Linked DNA regions of Homo sapiens: all the other regions are linked to region 1. Evidence: chromatin loops called from intact Hi-C (ENCODE). Cell type or tissue: PC-3. All regions are shown on one strand. Links, peaks and the distances in the headings refer to the core of each region. The heading gives the core; the rest is flanking DNA.

Region 1 (9,957 bases), core at 3,210-8,209:
AGTGCTGGAGGCTGGAAGGACCATTTAGGGCAAGTAAGAGAGACCTGAACTAAGGAATATGGGCTTGAACTAAGAAAGAAGGTGACAGACATGAAGAAGGGCCAGATAAGGCCACCCAAAGGATAAGGAAGTTGGGAGGGGGAATTGGTTGGGGTAAGTGGATGATTATTCTATTTTTATTAATTTTTTTACTGCTGGGGTAACCCTATGTTGCCCAGGCTGGCCTTGAACTCCTCCTGGACTCATGTCATCCTCCTACCTCAGCCTCCAGAGTAGATAGGACTACAAGTGCAAGCCACAGAGCCCAGCTTATCCTAGATTTAGATAAGTTAAGCCCAACTTGAAAAATCCAACATTAGTTGAAAAATTAACAGGAATAAATGGATATTCTGTATCAGGATAAAAAGTCCCCTTCCCTAAACCCACATACACAAATAGAGAATGAAAGCCAAGTGGAGTAATAGCTGCCCCCTAATTAATAAGGCTAGAGATCAAGTTATCTGAGTGGGAAGCAGGCAACCTGACTTGCTAGCCTTGTAAGACTGGGGCAGTTGCTGGTGTCGGTGGGTGTATGATTATTTCATTTTTGAATAAATTGAGGTTTCTAGGGAGATCCAGATTGAGAAATCCAAAAGGCAGTTGAAGAATTACTAGAGACAAATGAATAAGTCTATATTCAGAAAACAACTCATCTGCAACGAGGGAAATGATGGTCTATAGAGGCCAGATCACCTTCAAGCCTTCTGTTCAATTCTGGGTGCCACATTTTGATAAAAACGTGATAAAATTAGGGCCCGTCAAGAAGTAGCTAGAAATGAAATATGTGACCATGTTTAGGAAAAGATGTTTGAAGGAGTCTTGGATGATTGACTTGGAGAAAAGAAAAAGCAGGGAAGCCTCTGTCATGTGAGTGGAATTAGACTTGCTCAGTGACAGATAAGAGGAGAACCAAAGGAGAGAAATTAGAGGAAGACAAATTGCAACTCGAGGTGAGGAATCTCTGGCTAGCACTTTGGGACTGGGTGATTTTCTCCTCATCAAAAATATTAAAGCACAGACTGAACAACAACCCATGGGGATGCATAGAGGGGACTGAAGCACATGGCAGGGAACCAGGCAATAGTTGGATGTCCCTGAGAGTCCTACGACCCCATGGGAGGAGGCAGATTGGAACAACAGTTATAAGATTAGGAGCCACCTACAGGGAGCAGGCAGCTAAAGCTACAAATAGGTAAAATGCCCAAGATACCAACTGCAGCAAGAGAAAGTAAGTAAACCACAGAAAGAATCTTGTACAAAATAAAAGAAACTAGGCAAGATAGAGAAATCATAAAGGACTAGGAAGAAAATTAAGAGTGTCACATAACAAAAGACAAGGGAGAGGAAATTCTATTGAAGTATAATTAACATACAGTAAAGTGCACACATCTTAAGTTAAAAGTATTATTTTAAAAAATCTTCGCATATCCCAAGTTCACGAAGATATTTCTCTTGTATTTTTTCTAGAAGGTTAATTGTTTTAGTTTTAACATTTAAGCCTATGATCCATCATAAAATCATTTTTGTGTATGGCATAGGAATCAAGTTTTATTTTTTTCCTCAGGAATATCAACTGACTAGCGCCATCTGTGGAAAAGACTCTTCTCCCGCCTCCACACCCGCTTAATTGCAGTGTAGCCTTTGTTGTAAGCCAAGATACTGCATTATCTTGTAGCTCTGTCTCTGAACTCTCACTTCTGTTCCATTTACCTATTTGTCTATCCTTGTTCTGATGCCACAGTCTTCATTATGTAGCTTTATAGCATGTCTTAATAATTGGTAATGTAAGAGCTACAGATTTGCTGTTGTTCTTAAATATGGCTTTGAATTTTATAATTATTTTTCAGTTTCACCTACAGTTTGGAATTAACTTGCCAATTTAAACAGAAAATAATTCTGCTAGGACTTATTTGAAATTTTAATGAGTCCGTAGATCACTTTGGGGATAAATGACATCTTTAAAATATCTCAATCCATGAACATGGTATGTCCTTCTATCTATTTAGGTCTTCTTTAATTTCTCTCAATGTTTTGTAGTTTTAGTGTGGTGTTCTTGCATATCTATTGTTAAGGTTTTTTTTGTATGGTACTGTAGATCACATTTTCTATTTAATTTTCTACTTGTTACTAGTATATTAACTCCTGAGTAATGGCAATTTTAATTTTTTTTTTTTTTTTCGAGACAAAGTCTTGCTTTGTTGCCCAGGCTGGAGTGCAGTGGTGCCATCCCAGCCCACTGCAACCTCTGTCTACTGGGATCAGGTGATTCTCCTGCCTCAGCCTTCCAAGTAACTGGGATTACAGGTGCCTGCCACCATGCCTAGCTAGTTGTTTTTTTTTTTTTTTTTGGCAGAGACAGGATTTCGCCATGTTGGCCAGGCTAGTCTTGAACTCCTGACTTTAAGTGATCTGCCTGCCTCAGCCCCCCAAAGTGCTGGGATTACAGGCATGAGGCAATGCACCTGGCCAATTCTTATTTTCTAATTTTAATAACATTTCTTTCTTTTTCTTGCCTTAGTGTCCTGGTAAGACTACCAGTATATTGTTGAATACAGATGACAGAGTGATAGATGCTATAAGGTGACAGTGAATAAGAGTGATAGGGCACGCTTGTGTTATTCCATACATCAGAGTGAAAGCATTAAGTATTTCACCATTCAACATGGCTTGCACATACCCTTTGTCAGATTCAAGTGGTTACCTTTCCATGGTAGTTTGCTGAGATCGCACTAAGTATTTTTAATCTAAATGTTAAATTCTACAATAAAAACACAATAACTTATTTGGAAATACAAGTTAGGGAGGGGTGTAGTACTTTACATTACTGATAGAGGAAGTCTTCCTCTATTTGGAAAAGACCATCACCTGGGATAGATGGAGTAGATCTGAGATTGTCTTGTGTAATGCATAGGGTAGTAACATGGTTGCCAGTAAGCACATGCTTGAGTCAAGCAGTTTAATACCTGAACTGTCTATCCTCCCCTTACTAGATCTATGTCTCTGGACCTGGAGCTTAAAATACAAAATCCAGAAAGCATAACATAATGATAGCACTAGCTACCACTTATTGAGCACTCAGTATATGCTTGACATTGTATTAAGCCATTTATGTCTATTATTTCATCCAATCCTTGCCATAACCTTCATAACAACAGATGAGGCAACAAAGGCATGAGAGATAAATTTACTTGCCTGTGGTCACACAGCCAGTAAGTGAGGGAGCCAGGATTCAAACCATCTGACTCCATGACATTAATCACTACACTTTTGCCATCAGGAATAAAATCTTCTCCCTCTAGCCCCGCATTTGAGGTCATTTCTCTCTCTCTCTCTCTTTTTTTTTTTTTTTTTTTTTTTTAAGATGGAGTCTTGCTCTGTCGCCCAGGCAGGAGTGCACTGGTGCGATCTCAGCTCACTGCAACCTCTGCCTCCTGGGTTCAAGCAATTCTCCTGCCTCAGCTTCCCAAGTAGCTAGGATTACAGCTGCACGCCACCATGCCCAGCTAATTTTTGTATTTTTTTAGTAGAGATGGAGTGTCACCATGTTGGCCAGGCTGGTCTCGAACTCCTGACCTTGTGATCTGCCTGCCTCGGCCTCCCAAAGTGCTGGGATTACAGGTATGAGCCACTGTGCCCAGACAGTCATTTGTCTTTATTATGGCCTAGAATGTTAAATATGTTTGCTCACCATAGAATTAACTTGAGAGCTACCCAATGTTGGGTTTCATTAGAAATCCTTGAGACCAGCAGCCACATTTTTAGTCCCTATGTCCTTTTAGCTTTATCCCATCCAGAAACAAAATAAATAGCTCTCCAGTAACCTATCCTATCATTTACTTTCACCAAAAGCAATAGATACATAAAGCTTTGCAAGTACAAAAACAGAAAATCACTGGAAAATAACTCAATTCTTTTCCACTGGAAAGGTTAGCATGTAAGCTAAATCTAGAGAGGAATATAATTCTTCCCCAAAGAGACATGTTCTGTCCTATCAACTTCCGCTATAAAAATTATCCAAAACAGCACTACCGCAAAAGGTATTAGGCATAGTCACTACACTTTCCCTAGAAATGATGGCTTCATGCATCTTCACGCTTCATGCATCCTCATTATCTATTGCTATATAACTAGTCACCGCAAGACTCAGTGGCTTAAAACAATAATCATTTTATTATTGCCATGGTTTCTGAGTGTCTGGAATTCAGGAAGGGCTTGGCTGGGTTGTTCTGGCTCAGAGTCTCAAATGTGGTTGCAGCCAGATGGTAACTGGAACTGGAACAAAAGGCAGAGTGTGTGGGGGTGGGGAACGGGAAGGTATGGCTGGAACAGCTGGAGACTGCTACGGTATCTCTCTCTTTCTTCATGTAGCTTCAGGGCTTTGTCATGTGATCTGTTTGCCCGGGGCTAGTTTGGGTTTCCTCATAGCATGGTAGCCTCAGAACAGTCTAACTGCTTGCATGGCAGCTCAGCACTCCAGCAAGAATGTACCAGACAGCAAGGTGGAAATTGCACTATCTTTTTCTTTCCAAATTATCCTCAGAAGTAATGCAGTATTATTTCTGCTGCATTCTATTGGGTACAAGTGAGACACAAACCCACTCAGACTCAAGAGACAGGCATTCAACTTTACCTCTTGATAAGGAGGTGCCTAGGAGAAGGTGTGGGATGGGTGATGACATTGTGGCTATGTTTAGAAAAATACAATCTGTCCCACAGACTGAAGTTAGCAATGCACTGGAAATCTCACAGAGGGGGAAGCCATTCCCATTCTCATTTTTCACATGTATAAACCAAGGCGAAGCATTTCTAAGCTGCTTGTGGTCACACAGAGGCAGGGAAGAAACTATCACATGTGTTACTTTGACATATATACAACTTTAATGATGAATATAATGTATGAAAATTACTTTTTAAAGTATAAAATACGGCATCATTTATGGTAGTCATTCATTACAATTTGAAAACATCTCTGAAAAGTTTATCTCTGAAAGTTTGACATATTACCAAGGAGAATGAAGCTCTCCTTGGAAAGTTTAATCCACTCAACTTGATCTTCCCTGGGAAAGTATTTGGGTATTTCCTAGTCTCATATAATAGAGAACTTGGCAAGTAAAAATGATAGCCAACATTGGCCTTGCACAATGTTCCCCACTGAAATAGCCAGTACGCTTATGGATAAGAAATGCTTGCCTTGGGCTGGGGTTTAGAAAACATAGGCCTGTGGATGGGAAAAGGCAACAGTTCTTGTCCATCTACTGTCCACTGAAAGGATGTCCTGCCTGGCAGCACAAAAGCATCTGCAAACTGAATTTCCCCATTTCCTCTCCGGAGTTCAGTCAACTCTCATTTCACTTCATCCTGGGTTTTGCCCATTTTAGTTCTGATTTTTTTATTAAAGGTTGGGTTTTTTAGCATATGAAAGTTCTTATGTTAGGACATTTAATTAGTGGTGGAATGTCATTAGTTTTCTTTTGCTCTGGTGTGTGTGTGTGTGTGTGTGTGTGTATGTAGAGGGGTGAGAACATTGACTAGCTGAAATGCTTAGATTCACAAACTCGTTTCTTCTGATTGCAGCTTTGCTTGCACGTTGTCTGCCACTTTCTGCTCCTTTTGTCATCTATTTTCTTTACTGGATCGTGAGTGAGAGTTGATGTAGGCAGGGGACAGCGTGTGGGTGGTTAGCCAGGTTTCTTGATTCAGATGCGCCCTCTACCGTTGATAGAGTGAAGTGTAATTTCTTTATTGTGCTTACTCTGGAAGAGGGGAAGCATGTCTGATTTTGCGGTTTTCTTTGATCTCTGAAGGACCCTTTATTTTATTCTTTTTGCCTTCTTTCTGGATATCACCAAGTCTCCAAGGGGCAGTGCCCTTCCTAGTTTCCCTCCTCTCTCCCAGTAACCTCGCCTTTCCTACGGCTGTAGCCTCCAGTCTCACACTGTCTGGTATTCCCACTCAGGATGGGGCCTGTCCTTCCAGGGGTAATGTGATCTGGGCTGCATCACCCCGGGCTATGCACACTCCTGCCCTTCTCCACTTGTCCTCTGTGGTCCCCGCCCAATGCTCTAGACAGGGGCGGGCTCCGGAGCCTGCCTGGCTGGACCTGGATACTTCTCTCACTACTTACAGGAAATTTGAAGTCTGTAGAATTTTGTCTCTTAGTAATCCTGAGGGCTTGTGTAAACAATGGTTTTATTTGCTCTATTTGTTGATTTGGGTAAATTTTTTTAAGTTATGGTAAGAGATTTGGATGCAGGCAACCACCATTATTCTACTGAAATTCAGAGTTCCCTATGTGTTTAAATAATAATGCCATTTACTGTGCTAAAACATCCATTTACCCAAATCTATTTGCTCTTCACAATACAAGCATTTCTTAGTGCAACAGTATATATAGCTTTTTAAACAAGGAACCCTTTGTAATAACTAAATGCATACACACACACATACACACACACACACATAATTGTTTAAATTCCTTTCTGACCACTATAGCATACTTGAAGCTACAATTCTTAGATATCATCAGCCATCACCAAAACAAGCAAACTTCCTACATCAACTGCATCAGCAAAGGGCACAGCACCCTTGATAGCATCTGCTGTCCTGAATAAAACTACAGGTTGCAGGAGTTGCTGGCAAAGCCGCATGTGATTTTCCAGTTGCCTTGGGGTAGCAGGCAATTGGCCAATTTCAAGCAGCGCCATCCGGTGCCACGTGCCAGCCCTGCTCTGACACACTGTGTCCGTCAGTGTCTCACTGTGCTAACCTGGCCTCGGCCCTGGAGTAGACACTGCAGGTGCTGCTCGTGTCCCCTCTTCCACGACAGCCTGCTGGACTCCACACAGCCAGCATCCCCGTCTCCTTGCCTGAGGGTTCCTCTGGCTCTTGGAATGAGCTTTTCCCAGGGAGAGGCCTGAAATGCTGGGAATCAGTTCCCAGACCCCAGTAGCCCTCAATCTACAACTGATGAGAGCGAGTGTGAACACCTGCCCTGCACCTCCCACACCTCCACCCCTCGTGGGATAGTCAGCTTCCCGGCAGGGGTAAGCTCTAGCTGTCCATGGGGTAAATTATTGATAATACACTCCATATTGTTGCCTCCCTCCCTTGCCTCACCTCCCCACTTTCCTAGGGGTTTCCTGGGACCGCCTTCCCCATCAACTACTTGCATTCTAATCAAATCCTTGTTCAGAGCCGGCTTCGGGAGGAATTCAGATCCAGACAGCTCCCCAGCTCAGGGCCTCACCTCCAGCCACCCAGAGCCTTTGCCTGGACAGGAATCACCCAGGTCAGAGACAGCCCCAGCTGGGTCCCCATCCAAACAGGGCAGGAATGAGAGGGGACGCCCAAAAACCTGGGGGTCTAGGGAAGCTCAGGAGAAGGCCCTGATGAGAGTTTGCAGAGAACCCTGGTGTGGCATGGCTGAGACTCAAAGGGGCAGTGATGGGGAAGGCCATCTACAGTCCATGACAAAGGCCTGTGCACACAGTAACTTCTCTGCTGATGTTTGTGGGATTAATAAATGAGCAGGAATTTAGTTTGAGAAAACCGTATGAATATAAACCCTGTTAAACACAGAAAGTTTTTCCAGTTACAACTCTAATATAACAAATATTTGTTGTGTTATGATCTGATACAGCAACACACTACCACCAGGATGAGCGAGAGCTGGGATTTATAGACTCCCACCCACCACCAACGTGGGGCACTCAAGAGAACCCACCACTGACCATAGGCGGCCGCTGCTTTGAATTCCTGGGTGGGGTCACATATTAAGAGAGATGGAAATGGTTTAAGCTTGTCTTCAGACACTCACTGTCCAAAGCTGCTAGGCATTCTAGGCTCCTCCTGTTGCAGGCCTGAGCTGGACAGCCAGCATACAGGTAGGCAGGGGATGCAGTCAAACCGTCAAACACCTGTTGAATGGCCATGAAGTCAATACATCTCTGTACCAGGTAGGAAATACCTTAATAATTAAGACAAGGGACAGATCAACTTGAGTGATGCTTTAGAAGAGGCCAGACTAGCACATGAAGCTGATGAGTTTGGTTCATGCCAAGTAGGAGGAAGGGAGGCATTTAGAACACAAGAGAAGATGCACATTTACAGGTAGAATCAGGCTTTTTCCAATTCTTGGGGACATCAGTTAATTAAATCAGCCGTTATTTTTAAACTTTGTTATTCAATAATAACATTTTAATAGTTATCTTTTTTTTTTTTTTTTTAAGACAGAGTCTCGCTCTGTCGCCCAGGCTGGAGTCCATCTCAACTCACTGCAAGCTCCACCTCCCAGGTTCAAGTGATTCTTGTGCCTCAGCCACCCAAGTAGCTGGGACTACAGGCGTGCATCACCACGCCTGGATAATTTTTGTAATTTTAGTAGAAGCGGGGTTTCACCATGTTGGCCAGGCTAATCTCAAACTCCTGGCCTCATGTGATCCACCCACCTCAGCCTCCCAAAGTGCCGGGATTACAGGCGTGAGCCACCACGGCTGGCTAACATTTTAAAATACGTATCTCATGCCTGACATTGGCTTAGGTGCTACGCATATGGCAAGGAACATATAGGCTTGATCTGGACCTTTCCTTCAAGAGTTTTAGTGGGAAAGACAGACCAATCTAGTGTGGTCAATCCATTGGATATTTCATGAATAATTCTCCATTCATCTTTGTCTGATACGGGCCTGTGGACCCTGGTCATGTGCAAGCCCAGATAAGGAAGGGTTAACTGTCTTGTCATTAACACCTCAAACAATAAAACAGATTTTTCAATTAGCGCTTAACTTAAAATGTAAAGCCAAATTACACTACCTTAGTAACCTACCATGGGAAATGGAACCATTCTTTGACGATGCATGGTCATCAATAACCTTCAGTACATATGTTTTAGGTTTCGTATTCCTAGCTGTAGGGGGCACAGTAATTGCAAGCACTGGGTTAATGAAGATTGGCCACAGATGGATACCTGGAAATACTTTTCTTGAAAAAAAAAAAAAAAGTGTATAATCTTCCTTCATAGCTCTTTGCCTCACTCATAAAAAGCTTGCTAAATAGGCCTTGCGCTGTGGCTCAGGCCTTCAATCTCACCACTTTGGGAAGCCAAGGCAGGTGGATCACTTGAGGTCCAGAGTTTGAGACCAGCCTGGCCAACATGGTGAAACCCCGTCTCTACTAAAAATATAAAAATTAGCCAGCTGTGGTGGTGGGTGCCTGTAATCCCAGCTATTTCAGAGGCTGAGGCAGGAGAATCACTTGAACCCAGAAGACGGGGGTTGCAGTGAGCAGAGAAATCGTGTCACTTGGTAAAGGGTACGCAGATGTCAGATTTCCTGAATGATGCAACACTCATGCTTTTCTAAACAGATCCCCAAAGCCAGGATACAAGGAGATTTCCTAACCTCCAGAAAGTCACCTATTGCAAAGTCATTATCGATGTTCTCTTTCTTGGCAATAATAAGCGAATTCTACACACTCCTTACAACATGTAGTCACTGCCCACTGAGCATCCATCCACGTGTCTTCTATGTCCCAGATGTTCTTGCATTGGGGAGGGTCTATGTGACTGAGTTTGGGCCAGTAAAATATGGATGGAAGTGACATATGCCACCCTCACTCATGGCATTTAAAGTGAGGTCACGTGTCTCCAGCCTTCTCTCCCTTTCTGCAATAGCCTTGTAAACTATATGTTCCAGATGACATGATACAAGATTAAAACAGCCTGGATCCCTGCATTATCACCTGGAGAAGAGCCACCCAACCAAGATCATGTGGTGGTTGTGGGTTTAGTGGCTCGCTGCAACCACTCTTTCATCTCTCTATTACTAGGAGAACTAAAATAAAATGAACTTCCTTCCTATTCTTCAAGACCTCTATTATTTACCTTGTTACATGTAAAGCCACAGCACAAATGCTGAGTGC
Region 2 (9,957 bases), core at 2,767-7,766, 190 kb before region 1:
CACAAGTCGGGAACAGCAGAGTCAGGGCTTCAAACCTGCCTGAGCCCTTCCTCTGAGCCACCACTCGCCCCTGACTTTCAGCCAAGAAACTTCTCTATCTTATGTGAGCAGAGCTGGTGGCTGAGGAGGGTGGAAGGCAGGATCTTGAAAATATGACACCAGGGCCGCCATGACAGCATTTTGCTAATCCTCTATTACAAACTACGCAAAAAAACAGCAGGCCACCTGGGGTTGCAGAGGCACTCAGGTCAGATGCCAAGTCTGAATGGGTAGCTTTCTGGTTTCTGACCGTCAAAGAAGATGACCTTTCCCAGCCTCAGCTTCCTCATCTGTAAAATAGGGCCACGCACAGCTTCCCGGGGTGGTTGCTGGGAGGACTGGGTGGCGTCTCCACCAGGAGCAATTGTATGCATCTGACACCTCGTAAGCACGCTGCTTTCTTTGTTGTCTCCGCCCTGACATAGAGTCAATTAGTCTTCTCTCTTTGAGGGGAAGCCCTCTGAAAACCACACTGGGGTTCCTGCAGTCTAGTGTCACCTGAAGTCCCCAGCATGAGGCCCTCATGCAGCACACACTCCAAAAGTGTGAAGTTTAACAGAGAATTCTTCCTTTGGGAGAAGACATGGAATTATGTTTCTTCTCTTTACCCTGCAGAATACAGGTGTGTAACTCTAGCGATGAAATCACCGCCCAGGCATGGGGCAGGCAGGTGTGGGGCACCCTGTCACTCTGCAGGGATGTCCTGTAACCTGGGTTGGTTTTAAGTATTGTTGGCCATGCACACTTTGGCTCATAAATAATAAATACTGAAGGACACGGTATGATTTTAAGGAAGATCCCATTAGCCCAGCAAGGAAAGGGGCCGAAATAAGGATAACAAGCACTGGGGCTTTGATCCACTTCAGTTTCTGCTCATTTTGGTGGGCTTCAAGGAAAGCTAGTCTGCAAAAGTATGGGCTACATCTGTGTGATATTTGATGTAGGGAATCCATCAGCCTGATTTCAGTGTCTTTTAGTAAAAGGCCAGGAAAAATGAAAGCAGGGAAGAAGAGACCAATCTCCCTTATGGAAGAATTCCAAATAATTTATGTAGATCCTCCCGCTTCTGGGAGGTGGAGCTTAATTCTACTCCATCCCTTGAGTGTGGGCAGTGCTAAGTGACTTGCTTCCAAAGAACAGAGTATGGAAAGAAGGGAATCTTTAATTTTACAGGGCAGAAACCTGGCATACATGGCCTGGGTCAGGGGGTTGGGAGAACAATTTCAGTGATGAGTCATGCAGACAGCAGTACCCTCTGGTGTGATGTGCCTTCACCTCTGAGGTCACCTTCCCGCCACATAAAACCAACTGGAAGGCAGCGGTAATTCCCTGCCACCAGAAGTATAGACAAGGCCTGCCAAGGGACCGTGTCAGTCGCGCTTGCATCTTGGCTTGACCTTGCTACGCCTTTGGTTTCTTCATCTATAGAAGTGAGGGCAATAAATGGAGCCTCCCAAGGCATTCGGAGGATTAAAAGGGATTCTTATACATTAAAGTGCTTTGTAAACCACACAGGGCCGCCCACGAGGAGTGATTACCAGTGCTCTCACTTGGCTCTTTTAAAAACAGGGATGCATTTAATTCATACGCTTTGACTCTACAGAGGAGGTGGCTGTGACTTCACCTGGGCCTGGACAATAACTGAGAAGCTCCAAAGTGGATACTGTGTCTGCGAGAAGAGAGTGGGGGCTGTGTCTACACCATTTGTTCCCTGTTGAGAGACTGAGCTAGTGAGACAAGGCTGTGGGTAGGACCTGAGGACCAGGGAGGGCTGCGTCTATGCGGTGCTGGCCTCACAGAGGCAGCCAGTGGGAACCCTCCTTTTGGCTGGAGTGGAGGGGTGGAAAAACATAGGTGTGCCCTAAAGAGCCTGATGCTGCCACACAATTCGTGCAGCATTTTAGGTGTCTTTTGGGTGACATTCCTCAATTCCTACATGAATTCCTCTTTTACCTGGTGAGGTTTCCTGCCTGGGAGGTAGAAAGACTCTAGGAATATGGTCAAAAAATACTCTGGAGCAGACATCTTCGTGTGACTTATTTTGTGATGCCATCCGCCACCCACCTTGTGAGCAAGGTCTTTCCGAATTACTGAGCTAACAGCCCCCTTGTGCAGGCTGTCATGGAGTCAGGGGCTCAGGGTCAGAGAGTCACAACTCCAGGGGTGTCAACCTTGTTTTGGTTGATGTAACATAATTGACCCCATTTTGATGCCCTAAAGTAAAAATTAATCAACAAAAGATGTCCCACAGGGGAAAACCAAGTGCTTCTTGTCGTGGTCTTCTATTTAAATTAATTTTTGGAAATAATATAGGTATCCTTTTGCATACCACAATCTTTCTTCTTTTTCTCTGCCTCTTGTTAACTCTACAAGGACATTTGTTCCTTCAGGCGATAGGGTCACATGTACTAGATCAGAAGTCAGAAGATTCAAGGTTTTAATCTCTGTTTGGCACTAACATGCCTCCCTGGCTACACCTCTCAGAAGAGTTTTTTTTTTTTTTTTTTTTTTGAGATGGAGTTTCACTCTTGTTGCCCAGGCTGGAGTGCAATGGCATGATCTCGGCTTATTGCAACCTCCGCCTCCCGGGTTCAAGTGATTCTCCTGCCTCAGCCTCTGAGTAGCTGGGATTACAGGCATCCACCATCATGCCTGGCTAATTTTTTTGTATTTTTAGTAGAGACTGGGTTTCACCATGTTGGCCAGGCTGGTCTCAAACTCCTGACCTCAGGTGATCCACCCACCTCGGCCTCCTTAAGTGCTGAGATTACAGGTGTGAGCCACTGCACCTGGCCCCAGAATAGCTCTTTATCTTAAAAAATAACCCAGATAACTCAGGGGCTTGAACCAAACTGTGACCTGAAAAATTAAAAACAAGTCACACTAGATATTGAAGCTAGAGCCAGCTTAAATACTCATTTGAAAACAAAAACAAAAACAAAAAAAACCCAGATCTGAACCAGAGTAGTTGTGATTGTTTAACTCCCCGGGAATCATTTCAATCACCTTTTCTATATGCGCTATACTCTCCGGTGTCTAACCACATTTTCCGTATCATTTCTCTATTAACAAACAAAAAACACTCAGATACGTAAATCGAAGTGACCTTTGAAATATGTGGAAATTGACTTTAAGGGTACTTTTTCTTCAAATTGTTAAATTGCTCTTTGGAGAAAACATACATTTTGGTTTGTAGCACTTAAATAAGCACAGTACTGTCTCTTTTCTGCTACTGACTTCTAGGAATATGAATAGTTGGCTCTTTTGTATCACTGCTGATAGTCTGTGGAGAGTATCTGAATGAAATAGAAAATTTAAGATTACTAACATGTTTGGATTTGGACAAATTTTGTTTTTCTTGAAACAAGCCTTGAAAACAGAGGGATTTCCCAAGACTGACATCAAGTCAGAAATAAACATCATTTTACTAAAATGAAAACACTAACCACACCATTGCAACAAGTTCTGCAAAATGAAGATTTCTCTACCAGAAACTTTGGTTGGATATCCCCCATGGGTTGAAAAAGACTAAAGCAAGAGTGGTGGGATGTGAACACCCACCAGTGAGGAACGTGTGTTGAAGCAGGAAGTGATTTCACCCCATCTACATCCTATAGCATGGGTCATCAGTAATGAGCGCAGCACACTGTCCGTGAAGAGGTTGATCCCAATACTTTAAGTAGGGCCCCCAAACTGCACACTTCTTATTAAAGCATTTGTCTGTTCTTCCATGTACCACTCTGGAAGGGTGAGAGTAGGTGATGGCTCTCTGGGAGGGAAGCCCAGTATGTGGCCTGGAATGAATAGAGAGCTGGCACACACAGGAACGAGCCCGTGTCTCTCCAACCAGGAGAGCCAAGCTGGTGCCAGGCAATGAACATGTATTCAGGAACCTCTGCATAGCAGGGCTTTTGGTTGGAAGTGCTCCAAAGGGTAGTCTAAATAGAATGCAAATTCTCCATGAGAGAACATAATCATTTACAGGGGCAGTTTTTCGGTTTTGAGATTGATTCACTGTTTATCATTTGCACTTGTCTAGAAAGTGCTAGAAAGGATAGTGACACCAGCACATGGGCAAAAGGAAAGTGACTGAGAACTATTTGTTTTTCTCATTAGCTTTTCTCTATGTAACTGAAGAACCACCCTCTGAAGAAGACAGATGAGTAGTATCTCCATATACTAAAGGGATACATGTGCATGCATTCACAGGGTCATTTTCACCTAAGAATGACTGCTCTAACATACATGGATTAAACCAGTGTATTATCTCCTCCTACCTTCTTGACTTCAAGTTGTTCCATAAATCTAGGCTTTAAATTAGAATTCTGTCTTCTAGTTCAGAGCTATCTTCTTCAGAAGCTATAGGAAATGAGGATAGAACTAGATTTTTTTTTTTAAAGCAGACATAGACCAGTTTTTAAGCCCACATAGACAAGTGGGCTGGCTAAGTCCATGTTCTGGTCAGAGGCCTAATCTAATAAAGTGCACCTCTATGGGGACTGGCTTTCTAATAGTTAGGGTCGCATCTTTCCTTCCACCTGGACTTGTGATGAGTTTCTCAGGTTGACCTCTGCTCCCACTCACCTTCTTTATTTCAAAAGCCTAGCACTGTCACTATACTTTCAAAACAGAATGCTGTTTCACTGGTGAAGAAACAGGAGGAACTGACTGCTTTTAGTGCAAAAGTTTAAAAAAACCAAACCAAACAAACCCACAGAAAAAGCATGGCAATGCTTGTGGAGGCCATATCCATAACTCAACAGAGAGCTTTAGTCTGAGCTGCCTCAACACAGGGTTGTCCCTGCAGTTACAATTCCCCTGAACTACTGATGAGAAAATAGAAACACAAGCAGCAGCAGCAGAACAGTGAGCTCAGCAAACGTGGGCTTCTGATCCAATGGAAGTTCAAATACCGCACCTGCTAGTTTACTAGAGAGTGTGGCTGTCAGACAAATGGCATGGCCTGGCAGAGCCCTCCTTGCCTTCCTCCAATCCTTAAGGGATGACGATGCCTGTTCACAGGGGTGAGGTGAGGACCCACTGGAATAGCTTGGACAGGCTGCCGGGCTTATACTCGAAGCTCCATAAATCATTTTAAATTAAAGGCTGCATCCTTCTAGAGTAGTGAAATACATAATTTTAGCATGTTTTTTGGAGAAAATGAGTGAGTCCTTGAGTTCTAAGAGCAAGTACCACATCCGAATTTAACTACAAAAGGAGCTGGCTGAAGAGCTTCCCGGGACTAACTTGGGTTGGTTCTTACAGCATCAGCAGGGAGGGAAGGCCAGGCACTGTGGGCTGGTTGGCGCCGCTGGCCACATAGCTCAGGCCTGACATCAGCCCCTGCCTGGCTGCACCCCCCTCTGACCCCAGCCCCTAAGAGGAAGCTTCTCCTGCAGGTTGGGTTTCTGTTAATACTGAGTCAGATATGGTCTCCCTTGAGAGCGGGTCTCTGGTGGGATGGGGAAAAAGGCAGCCTGTGTGGATATTCTGCTGTCTCCTTGATGTCTTTTTCAATTAGAAGGCACCTCACAAGGGCACATTCCTTTAGCCACTCACTCCAGCAACACCCCAGCTTTAACCACGCCCTGATCAACCAGGCCTGGCCTCAGTCAAACCACAAGAAAACAAACAAGGCTTTGATTCCTTTGTGAGAAAATCAAAGAGCTGCTGAAAATCACTTAAACGAGAAAAAAGAGAGGAGAGAGAGAGAGAGACAGAGAAAGAGAAAGAGCCCTCTATCACACACTGTTTACTACTTTCAACAAATGGACCCAATCAGAAAGAAAAAATTGGGGTGTAGCTTCTGAACCGCCTGGAAATGTTTGGTAGCTCCAAAGGCTCCTGCTGCCTGGTGAATAAAGTCTCTGAAATTAACCTTCAAGAGTCAACCTTCTAAAATTAAAAACAACAAACAAACAAACAAAGAACCTTCAACATTCTCACCCTGGAAGAAAAGACTGCTTGCCAAATTCAAATTTGCCTTGGCCAAAGTAACCATTAGCAACTCATCCTTTAAATGAGATTATAAAGAAAGAATTTCCCCTTGAAGTTGGAGAAAACACCTTTCATGTGACCTCCAAACTATGTTACTTATTTTAAAGTTACACAAAACAAACTTGTCTTTTTCAGTTTTTGCTTACTCCCAAGCCGTGCTGCTTACAGAAGTGTATGGGATGAGGAGCCAGCAGGATGGTAACCTTGAGGGAGAACAGGGGGCCCGGGGTCCCTAGATGCTGGTCAGGTTCTGCTTATCCAGGGGTTGGTAGTTGTCCCACAGGTAAGCTTGCGGTGGAAACTCATTCCAATGCATACGTGAGTTTTGTGCTCTCTGAACATATGCTACACCTCAATAAAAAGTTTACTTGCAACCAAGACAGAACAAAATACCCACTGCCTCTCAGAAGATAACAAAACTACCTTTGTATGTATGCACAGCCTGCAGAGAAGCACGCGTCCAGAAACACCCGGCACATGTAACACACACACGTTACCACAGCAGGCGGCAGCTGGACCCACAGAGGACCAAACTCCATCCCTGAACAGAATCACTGTGCAGCTCCAATCTGTCACTCCCGAAGACATTTTTGAGTCTGGCAGTCAGCAGCTACTTTGAGAAACTGATTTTTCCATTCAAACCGGGAGAGAAGGTGGAGCTGGGTGTTGTTTTGAACTTCGGAGTAAACTTCATAAAAAATAACAAACATAGGTTGCACTGCCCGGACAGAGTTACAATAGATTTTATATTTTAAAAAAGAGGGTACTTACCTATTTGGTCTTCAGGGATCAGCGACTCGATGGGGGGGTCCAGCTCCGAGCTCTGAGACAAATAGTTCTTGACCTGGGTCATGAACTGCCGGATGGTCTGCAGCATGTCGGTGCTGGACACGTGGCACTCCTTGTTCTCCTGCAGGAAGCTCACGTAGTCCTGCACTAAGCACCCGAAGTAGGTGCATTTGTCCCGGGAAAGCTCGGCGATCCTGCGGACCATCCGCTTCTCCGGGGTCATGAAGGAGCTGAACACCCCGCTCACCTTCTGCAGCTGGGACTTGACGAGCTTGGGCAGCACGAAGGAGCTGCTCCTTTTCTTTTTGGACTTGATGGGGGGCGCCATGGTCTCTTGGTCACTTTCCCCCTCGTAGTCCTCCAGGCTGCTGTTGGTGTCCGCCTCGTAGCCAAACAGAGGCATGCTCCGGTCGAACTCCAGCGAGTCGGAGGAGGAAGTAGAAATGCTCATGTCGCTCAGCCGCTGCCGGCCTCCATGGCACGGGGGCCGTGATTCAGAGCTGGGCGGCGGGGCCCTTGTGCAATCCCCCGGGGCGGCCTCAGGCGGGGCCCCACCTGGGCTGCCAGCTGTGCCCAGCTCCAGCTCCGGGCCTGCGCCCGGCCGGCCGCCGCTCAAGGTCTTTGCACCGCCCTCTGCTTCCAGAAAAGAAGCCTGCTTCTTCAGCCGGGGTGGAGGGATGGGAGTTGGTTTCGTTCCAGGCAGAGCTACGTTCCCATGTTTGTTATGGTTGACTGTTTCTGGCATGCTCGTCTGGGTTTCAGTCCTGGCCAGCCGAGGGCTTGTGTGGAGACTATTAATAGCGGGTGGCGGGGGCCTGGGTGGGGGGGACCGAGTCCGCTCCGTGCCATTCGCGTTGGGAGTCCTTGTGCTCGGCCGTTTCAGGCCTCCACTGAGGTCCTGGCTGTGCACTTTCAAGAAAAGGGGATTAATAAAGCACAGGGCCCCGTTGGTCTGGCTGCACTCCAGCTCTGAAGGCGTCCTGGTTTTGATAGAATGCACTCCATTTATAAGGCAGAGCTGACGCAGGGAGGCAGGACAGACACCGTCGGAGGAAAGAGGCCTATGGGGAGGTGGAAGGTTCGGGGGTTTGCTGTCAGCTGGGGAGCTCCAGAAATCTGAAAGTCATTATCAGTGAACACAAGAATGTAAATACGGTACACTCAGACCATTCCTTCACAAATTAAAAAAAGCACACTGCATGACAACGCGAGTCTTGCGGGGTGGGGTAGGGGGTGCGTTGTACTCAGGTTTACTGCATTCCTTTACTGGAAAGGGCAGAAAGGCTGCCAGGCCCAGCTGTGGGCTCACAGGAAGGCTCCAGGGGTCTGTCACCTTCAAAGCCCTGGAGAAATGGCTTGGCCAACATAGGATTCCAGCCCTGCCTTTTCACAGGTAAGTTGGAAGAAAAAAAGGAACTGGAATTGCTCCAGTATAAGCTCAAAAAAGGTCACTGGGGCTTCCTGACTTGCTTTACAAAAACTGAACCGACTTACAAAGCAACACCACCCTTTCCCAACAACTTCTCCTGGGATGCCCTCCACAGTGCAGCTGCCAGCCAAGGAATCGGGCCTTGAAGTTCCCCTTTAATGGGCAGGACCAGCAGCTGGGCCTGGGGGATGTTACACAATCTGCCTAGGGTTTTACACATTCAGCATTAAAACCACCAAAGGAGGAAAACTACATTCATGGGTCCCATCAGCAGAAAAACCACAGCAAGCTTAATGTGCAGTGCAGGCCCAACCATTTACCTTTGTGGTTTGGAGTCCCTCCTTCCCAAATCCTATATAACCTCCTCACCATGCTCATAAATATGCAATGCTCTGCGAAGTAGTGCAGATTGCTTATTGATCTGTACTGCCTGTGTCTCCTCTTGCAGATGAGTCTCAGTGTTCCATGTAAGTTGAGGGAGGTAGTGCTGTGATCAGTGGTGCCTGTTATAATTTCCATTTGGGATAGGTTATTCTTTTTTTTTTTTCCCTTGAGACGGAGTCTTGCTCTGTCGCCCAGGCTGGAGTGCAGTGGCACGATCTTGGCTCACTGCAACCACCACCTCCCAGGTTCAAGTGATTCTCCTTCCTCAGCCTCCCGAGTAGCTGGGACTACAGGCGCACACCACCACGCCTGGCTAATTTTGGTATTTTTAGGAGAGACGGGGTTTCACCATGTTTACCAGGCTGGTCTCCAACTCCTGAACTCAGGTGATCCACCTGCCTTGGCCTCCCAAAGTGCTGGGATTACAGGAGTGAGCCACTGTGCCTGGCCTGGAATGGGTTATTCTCTATCTCTAGCTATGCTTTGCAGTGTCTTTCTTTCCCATGGGCCCAGAATGGCTGGCCATGGGAGGACTGAGATGAAGCCCTTTGGGAGTCCTGGCTCTCCCTTGTCTGTGTGGTGACAGCCGTGTCACCTGCCTTATGTAATCTATCCTGTATCCCTCCTTCTCTCTCCCGACTCCCGCACTGTCCAACAAGAAAGCCAACAGCCACAGGTGGCTATTGAGCACTTGAAGTTGGCTAGTACAACCGAGGAAGTCAATATCAAATCTCATTCAGTGTCAATCAATTTAAATTTTAGAACTCATGTTCAGTTCAGTTACTGGAAAACGTTTAAGTATCTTTGGAACTTGGTTATGAGAATCTACCTTTTTAACTGTGAATTTAATGAAATCTAAATACAAACCATGTATTTCTGACAAACATTCAGGGCCTGAGTTTGAGATATGCTGTAAGTATAAAATAACTCATTGGGTTTCGAATACATGATATGAAAAAAAGAATGTAAAACATTTCATACCTTAAAATTTTTTATATTGGCTGCATGTAGAAATTATAATGTTTTGGATATATTAAATACAACAAAATAAATTATTAAAATCAATTTAACCTGTGTGGCTACTAGACAGTTTCAAATTACACACAGATTAGCCTTATGTTTCTATTACCCAGGACAGCAGGTCTTGGAGAAATTACTTCCACCTCCTTTGAGTCCTCCTTAGACTTATACTGTCACAGCTGTAAATCTTTTGTAAGGCTTTGTATATTTAGTTCACGTGTATATCTATCTCCCATATAAACTACAAATCTCATTGGCAGTAGGTACAGGCACAGGGAGTGAGAGGGGATCTTATTAAC
Region 3 (9,957 bases), core at 2,035-7,034, 49 kb after region 1:
ATGACCTCCTGGGGAAACTTTGGCTGTCAGTGGTGACCTGAAGAAGTGACATCAGGGGGACTTCCATGCGCTTTGCCCTTAAGCAAACTATGACATCACTTTTTAATTGAATAGAAAAGAATATTCCAATATCTTCTGGGCAATTTTGATTAGTCCTGTGCTTATGTTTATGCAGAGTAGAAACTCTACAGGCAGCTTACTACCTAAACTCTACATGTCCAGTACTTCCGGAAGGCACCTGATGCTGGTCCAGGCATGCATTTGAGTTCTTCCATTTCAGTGCAATTTGTAGTTGGCACTTGAGTTGCAACCTAAACTTAAAGATGATGTTACTTATTCAAGTGTGAAGTAATAAAAAATCAATATAGGATGGTTTTGACCAGACATTGTGTTAAGTTTAAGCCCTCTGGAGGAAAGGCTCGAGTGCCATTTACCCTAGTAAGTCCTGATTGTGATCAGGAGGAATTATAGATTCCCTACAGAGAATGAGGAGCTAAGACTAGCAGGGCATCTGTGTCTCCTTTCCAGGCTGGGGCCCAGCGATGTGGGAAGACTGTGGAGCTCTCTTTCACTTAGCATGGTTTGGGGTCAGAAGAACTATGGATGAGGGGTATTGAGGCACACAGGCCTAAGACAGCACCATAGGATTGCCACACCCTCTGGGTGGCCAAAGAAACCTACATGGACCAATGAGGAAAGGCCAGAGGAAAAAAGGGCATCTCTGCAGAGTGAATAAATAATGATAACCACCAGTAGGATGCCTCCTAGGGTGTGGACTGGGGCCGCGATGGGAGAAATGGAATTGACTGATACTTAGTATTCTCCATGGGTCTCCTATGTGGGTAGGTCCAACACACTTGTGTTTTGGAGAATCATACTCTGGTCTCCAAAACCATGGCTCACTGGGCAAATGAATGCTGAGAACAATGGCTTGCTCAAGCTAGAAACTCCCTTGGGGGAACATTTGATGCCCACACAGCAGAGTGGGAAATGGGCCACTGTCTGCCCCAGTTCCCACATGCTTTGTGTCCCTACTCACCTTCCAGATGTCCAAAGGCTGGAACCATGATCGTCCCATCCATCCGGAGGGTGTCTGCCCCTGTCTCACCCCAGCTCCAGCTCCTTCCAAAGGATCCCGGTCCTCCTTGGAGCTGATGTTTCCTAGAGAGAGCCCGCTCCCCTATCTGCCTCTGGCCTGTGCCCTTGGCTATCCTATGTAAGAGCGCATGGCAGCAGAAGCTGCAGAAGCTTTCATCTCTCTTGTGCTTCCCATCCCCACTAGACGGCATCCCTGCCGCCTGGTCTCAGCCCCATCCCCCAAACCCGTGGCCAGCCTCAGCCTTTGGCAGAATCACAGAGGGATCTGATCCCATCCTGGGGGTTGGAGGGCGTATGTGTGTGTAACGCTGGGCAGTGGTTTTGTGGTCCTGGCATCTCCAGGTGCTACCTAATATGGATCTCCCACGGAAATGCTTTTTCAGTGGTAGCAAAAGCAGAGAGTTCTGTTTGTCCTGTTTATAGCATGGCCCCACCCTGGAAATAGACACAGAGGGCTTAAACAGGATTGTAAAATATTCTCACCTTTATCGATAGTCATAACTCTTTCTTGTAAGTAGTTCAGCTCAAATTACAAAGACTTGGTGCATCCATCAACTTGGGATGGTTTCAGGTTAGGATCTGAATCACCACTGTGCTCATTTCCCAGGGCTGCTGTCACAAATTACCACAAATCTGATGGCTTAAAACAACAGAGCCATTTTCACTTACAGCTCTGGAGGCCAGAAGTCCGTAATCAGTCCGGGTTGTTTTCTTCTTGGGGCTCACGGGGAGGACCTGTTCCATTCTCTCCTAGCTTCCGGCGATGGCTGGCAGTCCTTGGCATTCCTCGGCTTGTGGCAGCATCACTCCACTCTCGGCCTCCGAGGTCACCTGGCGTTCTCTCTCTGTGTCTGTGGCCACATTTCCCTCTTCTTTTTATTATTTACTTCTATTTATTTATTTATTTATTTTGAGACGGAGTTTTGCTCTTGTTGCCCAGGCTGGAGTGCAATGGTGCGATCTTAACTCAGTGCAACCTCTGCCTCCCAGGTTCAAGCACTCCTCCTGCCTCAGCCCCTCGAGTAGCTGGGATTACAGGCATACGCCACCAGGCCTGGCTAATTTTTGCATTTTTAGTAGAGACGGGGTTTCACCATGTTGGCCAGGCTGGTCTTGAACTTCTGACCTCAGCTGATCCACCCGCCCCAGCCTCTCAAAATGCTGGGATTACAGGCGTGAGCCACCGTGCCCGGCCCATGTTTCCCTCTTCTTGAAGGGGCACCAGTCATTGGATTAGCGCTTACCCCAATCCCCTATGACCTCATCTTAACTTGATCATATTTGCAAAGTCCCTATTTCCAAAGAAGGTCACATTCACAGGTTCTGAGGGATGGGACTTTAACATAAATTTTTTTTGGAGGGGGGACAATTCAACCCAGAATAGTTATCAAAGTAAATTAAAAGATAATTAAACACTAAAATGTGATACATATTATTATTCTTTCAGCAACAGTGTTGTGAAATTTTCTTAGGCTCACAAATAGCCACTTTTTAAAATACACAAACACTGGTTTAAAAATACTCAGATTACTGAAAAATGGAAAAGTAAGTGCTTTCACCTCTCTTAAACTACTAATTAGTGCATGCAAGAAGAAAAAGAGTCATAAAGGCAAATACTCCTCTATAATAAGTGGCAAAACAAATATAGAGAAATCAGGTTCATATAAGCATGAAACAAATCAGTTTATATCTCTTTAAAAAGAATAACCAAAGTTTGTCTTTGCTGCATCTGCTTTAAAGGTAAAAAATTTCATTAAGAAGAGAGATAATATTTGAAGATAACTTTTATTTTCAAAATTCTTTAATTTCTTTCTTTTTTAAACTGTAGAGTCCCAAAGAACAGAAATGGACAATACAGCATGTGGGTTTTTTTTTTTCAATTTTACACTGTTTTGTATATGTATGACACTTAGAGAAACATCAGAGAACTTTTAATTCTACTGATAAATGAAACAGAAAACTTTTAATTCAGCACAGGAAAACATTCCTGCTTCAGCCTGACCTATTTGCAGAACACACTCAGCTCATTTTTCCTGTATACTTTCCTGCAGCTTTGAGTGAAATGTAGCACCAAGGAGAAAGAAGAAAGGCATGTTTAGATGAAAGGAATTTAGCTGCCTGCATTGTTTCTTTGAATTAATATCTTACCCTGTACATAAGTATACAGTATAAGGCTGATACTTTGAAGTATAGGATTTCAAAAGGGGACATTTTAGGAAGGACAAAGGCTTTTAACGAAATTTCCAGGAAACTAAAGGCATTTCAGGCCTGCTTAGCTGAAGCACTTGTGAACATGCATGTATGACGAATGATTTCAATTGAAACCAGCACGAGTTTCACACAATTACCCAACACTTGGAAATAAAGACAAGAGAGGGTTAAGGTTAGGGTTAAGGTTAGTTTCTCCTTTCAGTGGCATACTGAAACATTGCTCAACAGACGCACCCAAGGATTGTTGTGTGAACTAAGGGAGTGCACCTCTGACTCACTCTTTACTGTTGATGGAGGACTCACACTTTATGAAGTTACACTTCAACATGTGTATCTTGTCTGGGAAAGGCAAATCATTTGAATCAGGTAATGAAGACTGCGAGAGGTTATGAGTGTGGTTGCATTGGAGCTCATTCATTAGTCTCAAATCTAGCACTCTTCACAGTCTTTGTATATACCTATACATCCTGATGTCCTCAACATGCTTTTTGAGCTACATTTACCATCTTACTGATTAATGTGTTAATAAGCTAATAAATCTAAACCTACACTCATTTTAGTTTTCCATGAGAGTAGTCTTGGAAAGATTTTTGAGCATTGTGCTTTCACACAATTTTGGACTTTTTATCTGTATCCTTGTTTTGGTGGTGGACTATAAGAGGTTATGCTATTTTTTATTTCTTGCTAGTTTCTTTTTTTAGAGATAGGGTCTCACACTGTCACCCAGGCTGGAATGCAGTGGTACGATCATAGCTCACTGCAACCTCGAACTCCTGAGCATAAGTGATCCTTCTGCCTGAGCCTCCCAAGTAGCCAGAACTACACTACAGGTGCATGCCACCATGGCTGGCTAATTTTTAAATTTTCTGTAGAGATAGGGTCTTGCTATGTTGCCCAGGCTGGTCTCCAAAGCCTGGCCTCAAATAATCCTCTGGCTTTGACCTTCCAAAGCACTGGGATTACAAAGGTGAAAAACCGTACCCAACATATAAAAGGTTATTAAGGCCGAGCACGGTGGCTCACTCCTATAATTCCAGAACTTTGGGAGGCTGAGGTGGGCAGATCACTAGAGGTCAAGAGTTCGAGACCATCCTGGCCAACATGGTGAAACCCTGTCTCTACTAAAAATACAAAAATTAGCCGAGCATGGTGGCGCGTGCCTGTAGTCCCAGTTACTCAGGAGGCTGAGGCAGGAGAATCGCTTGAACCCAGGAGGCAGAGCTTGCAGTGAGCCGAGATCGAGCCACTGCACTCCAGCCTGGCGACAGAGCAAGACTCCATCTCAAAAAAAAAAAAAAAAGTTATTAATAAAAGCACCAAGGGTGTGTTTTCTTGTGTCAGGCTCTTGTTAGTCCTGGGAAGAGGCCACAGACCAAAACTCCTCACTGCCCTGTCGTTATCTGTATGTAGAATAAAATGAAATGCCAGAATAAAATGCCTCATTTGGTTTCATCTGGATTTTTTTTTGCAAATGAAATTCTGTAATGATGGCCTGAGCAGATGTGAAAGGGGCATTTAGAACCAATTCCCAGTTGTTTTGTTTTATATTTGGATTGGGGTGCAAAATGGGCAAGAGAGAGTTGGGCTGTAGTAAAGGCAACACGAGGTCCCAAGGAAAGGAAAATTTAACCTGAAGGAAAATTCAGGGACTGTGTGAACTAAAATCCAAAATTTGTCATGCAGAGAGCTGTGATTAATTTCTTTCACAAGCTGCAGAAGAACAGATTTCCATTCTCGCTCACACAATTGAACTTGGTAATGCCTACACAACAGATGACTACTGCTACTCCCCTGGGCAAAGAAATTATCCCCGCCTCTGGTGCCCTGTGGGCTGAGTCATCTGCTCCTCCACTTCCTGGCTGTGTTTGCTCCTGGCGTCAAATCTTGCTGCTATCCAGCTGGGTTCCAATGATTATTTCAAAATTAACAGCCTAATGTCGTCCCGATGGGACCCGTCCCCACACTTATTACAAAAAATTGCTGTTACATAAACCACTTTTTTCCTTGTCCTATTTTCTGCCCCCTTTTTTAAATGTGTTGAGTTTCTTGGTTGAGGTTTTTTTTTGTTTTTTGTCCCCCATTCCCTTAGCCCCTTATCTTGCAAGTAAAGCACAGTGTCGCAGGGCTACAGGCCTGTTTTGTTTGTCAGTACAGCTTAGGAACTTTCTATACTAGCAAGATATCTGATGTGAGTCCCCTTCTAAAGAAACAACTGGAATGAATTTGAAAATCAAGTAGGAAACACCTTGAGTTAAATCTTTATCTTTTAATTGAGCTCTCTAGTTTCTCCTCTGCCCCATCAAAACAAAGGCTTATTGGAACTAAAAGATGACCCTTTTGCCCTTTAAACTGTACCAATCTATCCCCAGTTTCAAATGTGTTGCTCTCCATAACTCTTGTCTGTCCACATTTGGCAAGTCTTGTAATACACACGGATACCCTTGACTTAATATAGAGTGACCTCCTGGACAAGGCTTCTGTGCAACCTGCTTCTTGTCTTCTGAAGAGCAGAGCAGAGAGCTACTGGCAGCTCATCTCACACTTGACTATTCACAGAAATCACCTGGGGATCTTGTTAAAATGCAGGCTCTAGTTCAGGAGGTCTGGATGGGGCCTGAGAGTCTGCATTTCTAACAAGTTCCCCAGTGATGCTGTTGCTCATGCTGCTGGCTCTGGGACTATCCTTTGAGAACCGTTGCTCTGAAGCATCCCGTCTGTTTCAGGGCAGACGGCCTCATGACCTTTGCCAAAGGCAGAAGCAATGTTCTCTCTACACCATGGAAGAAACTCTAGGGCCTTTGTTGGCCAAGTCGGCCCCTCAGTACGCTCTGTCTGCTCTGCTCAATATTGGAGCCCCTAATCACATATGGTTCTTTAAATGCAGATTTAAATTAAAGATAAACAAGGTTAAACATTTTGTTCCTCAGTTGCATGAGCCACACTGCAAGTGCTCAACGGCAACAGGCCTCTGGTGGCTACTGTACTGAGCAGCAGAGGTAAAGAACATTTCCATCATCATGGGAAGTCCTGCTGGACAGTGCTGTCCTCCAGGAACTCCAAAAATCATTTCTCTCTCTCTCTCTCTCTCATCAAAGCTGCCGGGTTAAGGCCCACTCACACTGGGTAGCAAAGGCCTGCAGGACACAGGGCTTTCCTTTAGGAATCTGCACAATGAAAGATCGCAAATGGTATGATTATGCTTCCTTAAACCAGTGGTTCTGAACCATGGATACATGTCAGAAATACCTGGGAGTCCCAAACAAAATCTGAGGTCCTGGGGTGTGTCAGACACCAGAGAACCCAAATCGGGATGGGGTGGGGGTTGGCGGCTGGGCCTTGGGATTCTTAAATGCATCCTAGGTGGTTCTAATGTGGACCCAAGGTGAGGAATCACTGCTTCCACCTGAATTTAGTGCCGTGCCCTGCACTGACGCACGGTGTGAGAAGGGCTAGGAAACATTTTCTGGGCTTCTCAAAATACTCTGCTTGTTTTCAGCTCCTCATGGCTTTTTCAGTGCCTCCATTTTCAGGTGAAGTCTCTGAGAAATTGGACTGAAGCCTTTAAAAATAATAATAATTTTAAATTTCTAATAGAGACTAAGAAACTGAGACATCTTCACTGTGACATTCTCACACAAGAAGAGATGTTTGGCCGCCGTTGAAGGAACACTGAGATTCATTTTGATCTTTCTTTGCTTCAAGTGTCCCCGTATTGAAACCTGCCTTATTTATGAAAGTCAAGAAGGGAAAATAAAACATTTTTATGTTAACACATTTCTTACACCCATCAGTGTTCCCATTAATGTTCCAGTCACTGGGAAAAGAATAGTGCCTGGGCCAGGCAGGCCCGTGAAAATCATGCAAATAGTTACAGGTGAGGAATTTCATCTTTGGTTGGATTTGACTCTCCATGTGAAGAGTACCTGTGGATATAAGGGACACATTAAGGGTTGCTCCTGAGATTTTGAACTCTCTATGCTAGATGCATACATTAAGAAAATACATTTTTGTTGGGCGTGGTGGCTCACGCCTGTAATCCCAGCACTTTGGGAGGTGGAGGTGGGTGGATCATGAGGTCAGGAGTGTCGCTTGAACCTGGGAGGCAGAGGTTGCAGTGAGCCGAGACTGTGCCACTGCACTCCAGCCTGAGCAAGAAAGTGAGAGACTCCGTCTGAAAAAAAAAAAAAAAAGGAAAAAAGTACATTTTATAAAGATTTAAAAGCAGAGTTTCCTGGTTTCTGCCTTATGCTCATGTAACTGCATTCAGAAAAATGGACAGGGAGGATAGAAAGACCTGTTTAGAAGCAACATCAATTACAGCAAAGATAGTGTAGGCCTTTCAGCTGAACTGGCATTTGGTCTGCAATAATGACATGGTCCAGATGTTGGATCCATGTCACTGTGAGTATCTGAGCTGTCATAGGTCCATGTACACCTGCATGCTTCCGAAGTGTCTTCTATTTTGTTAGTAATCACTCATAGTCTTTTCTTGGCAGTTGGCCACAGAGATTCCTTTTGCTGGGTTGAAAAATATACTGAGGACCAGGCCTATTTGACATTGTGCCTGTGTATAACCCACACTTATCAATTTAAAAATCAGGCCTATAAACAGGCATATGAAAAACTGCTCAACATCGCTGACCATCAGGGAATGCAAATCAAAACAACGAGATGTCATCTCAACTCCATTTAAAATGGCTTTTATGCAAAAGACAGGCGATAACAAATGCTGGTGATGATGTGGAGAAAAGAGAACCTTCATACACTGTTGATGGGAATGTAAATTAGTGTTAATACAACCGCTATGGAGAACAGTTTGGAGGTTCCTCAAAAACTAAAAATAAAGCTACCAGCTATCCTACTGCTAGGTCAATACCAAAAAAAAAAAAAGGAAATCAGGATATGGACATTATCTGCACTCCCATGTTTGTTGCAGTTCTGTTCACAACAGCCAGGATTCGGAAGCAACCTAAGTGTCCAACATCCGATGAATGGAAAAAGAAAATGTGGTACATAGGCCGGGTGCGGTGGCTCATGCCTATAATCCCAGCACTTTGGGAAGCCAAGGTGGTGGATCACGAGGTCAGGAATTCAAGACCAGCCTGGCCAAAATGGTGAAACCCTGCCTCTACTAAAAATACAAAAATTAGCCAGGAGTGGTGGTGGGTGCCTGTAATCCCAGCTACTTGGGAGGCTGAGGCAGAGAATTGCTTGAACCTGGAAGGCAGAGGTTGCAGTGAGCCGAGATCGCGCCACTGCACTCCAGCCTGGGTGACAGAGTGGGACTCCATCTCAAAAAAAGAAAGAAAAGAAAAGAAAATGTGGTACATATACATCATGGAGTACTGTTCAGCCGCAAAAAAGAATGAGATCTTGTCATTTGCAACAACATGGATGAAGCTGGAGGTCATTATGTTAAGTGAAATATACCAGGCACACAAAGACTAACTTTACATATTCTCACTTAATTGTGCCAAAAATTAAAACGATTGAACTCATGGAGATGGAGAGTAGAAGGACTGTTTGTTACCAGAGGCTGGGAAGGGTAGTGTGGAGGTTGGGAAGGGAAGTGGGGATGATTATTGGGCACAAAAAAATAGAAAGAATGAAAAAGACCTAGTAATTGCTAGTATAACAGGGTGACTATAATCAATAATAATTTAATTGTACATTTTAAGTAACTAAGAGTATAACTGAATTATTTGTAACACAAAGTGTAAATGCATGAGGTGGTAGATACTCCATTTACCCTCATGAGATTATCACACATTGTAGGCCTGTATCAGATATCTCAGGTACCTTATAAATATATACCTCTACTATGTGCCCATAAAAATAAAAAAAATAAAAAAATAGAAATAAAGTAAAAACAAAACCTAAGACATGTCAAAGGACCCCTGGTCAAGGGTGACTTCCATGCCTGATATGTGTGGCCAGGTTTTCCAGTTGCAGACATCACTGCTGTTTATCCCTGGTCAGGCCAGGCCGTCTCAGGCATGGTTCATAGTTTACATTGAAAAAAATGCACTGAGGTCTTCTGCGAGGCTGCTAGCATGATACTTTACTAATGTATTGTGCAGATTTTACCATTTGTGACTCTGATTTTCACTGGGGGAAAATTCCTCACATTTAGTAAGCATTCAAGAAAACACTGTTGCTTTTTTCTCCCCCATGGCTGACATTGTCTAAATAGAAAGCATGGTGGATAGGTAGCTATTTTCCAAATCTCAAGCCCTGCAACTGTTATTAACAAATATTTATAACATTAAGCATATTTTGCCTTGTTATTGTCCCTCATTTTGTCATTGTACTACATGAAATAGTAAATTTTAAGTGTAAGCAAAGAAAAAAATAACTCAGCTTCTGGTGAGCATAAGACACACAGAGCGCTGTAGGAAAACAGGTGACCTGTGACCAACAGGGACAGCAGCATTTTCTCTGCTCTATGTATTATACACATTCGAAATACTTTTTGTCTGTCCCTAAAGTGACTTACATGTGCAAAGGAAGTGAACCGAGAGGTTCTTGACCTTGCACGTGTGTCAGCATGGCTTGTGGCGCTCATTGAGGATGCCTGGCTTCCTGTCCACACCACCAGTTCTGCTGGAACGTTCTGATGCCCAGTGCCAGCCCAACTCCAGCCATTTC

What was found. A loop is a pair of places that touch in the nucleus more often than their neighbours do. Peaks named below come from ENCODE experiments on the same cell type or tissue, not always from the same donor. Only the 100,000 strongest peaks of a DNase experiment are listed, where the experiment ranks them.
Region 2: a loop joins it to region 1, with 13 times the contacts of the local background. A loop is called at or near these places in 20 of 110 quality-filtered maps.
Region 3: a loop joins it to region 1, with 4 times the contacts of the local background. A loop is called at or near these places in 2 of 110 quality-filtered maps.

Annotation. Positions count from the first base shown.
Region 1 is chr20:19,780,863-19,790,819 of GRCh38, reverse strand. The region is part of intron 1 of RIN2 (Ras and Rab interactor 2); the gene reads right to left. Among named protein-coding and RNA genes, the nearest start is that of RIN2, 28 kb to the right of the region's middle. In PC-3, for the core only: a CTCF peak has its summit at 5,756; DNase peaks (open chromatin) are centred at 4,299, 5,759, 6,109 and 6,649; H3K4me3 peaks cover 1,278 bases; H3K27ac peaks cover 3,928 bases.
Region 2 is chr20:19,972,638-19,982,594 of GRCh38, reverse strand. It overlaps RIN2 (Ras and Rab interactor 2), which reads right to left. Exons shown (of 13, transcript NM_018993.4): 9 at 6,808-7,941. Among named protein-coding and RNA genes, the nearest start is that of NAA20, 40 kb to the left of the region's middle. RefSeq lists enhancers at 1,251-1,750, 1,751-2,252. In PC-3, for the core only: no CTCF peak of the experiment used is centred there; DNase peaks (open chromatin) are centred at 5,474, 5,604, 6,964 and 7,374; H3K4me3 peaks cover 4,655 bases; H3K27ac peaks cover 3,576 bases.
Region 3 is chr20:19,730,820-19,740,776 of GRCh38, reverse strand. No RefSeq gene overlaps it. Among named protein-coding and RNA genes, the nearest start is that of RIN2, 22 kb to the left of the region's middle. In PC-3, for the core only: no CTCF peak of the experiment used is centred there; DNase peaks (open chromatin) are centred at 3,556 and 5,106; H3K4me3 peaks cover 359 bases; H3K27ac peaks cover 3,787 bases.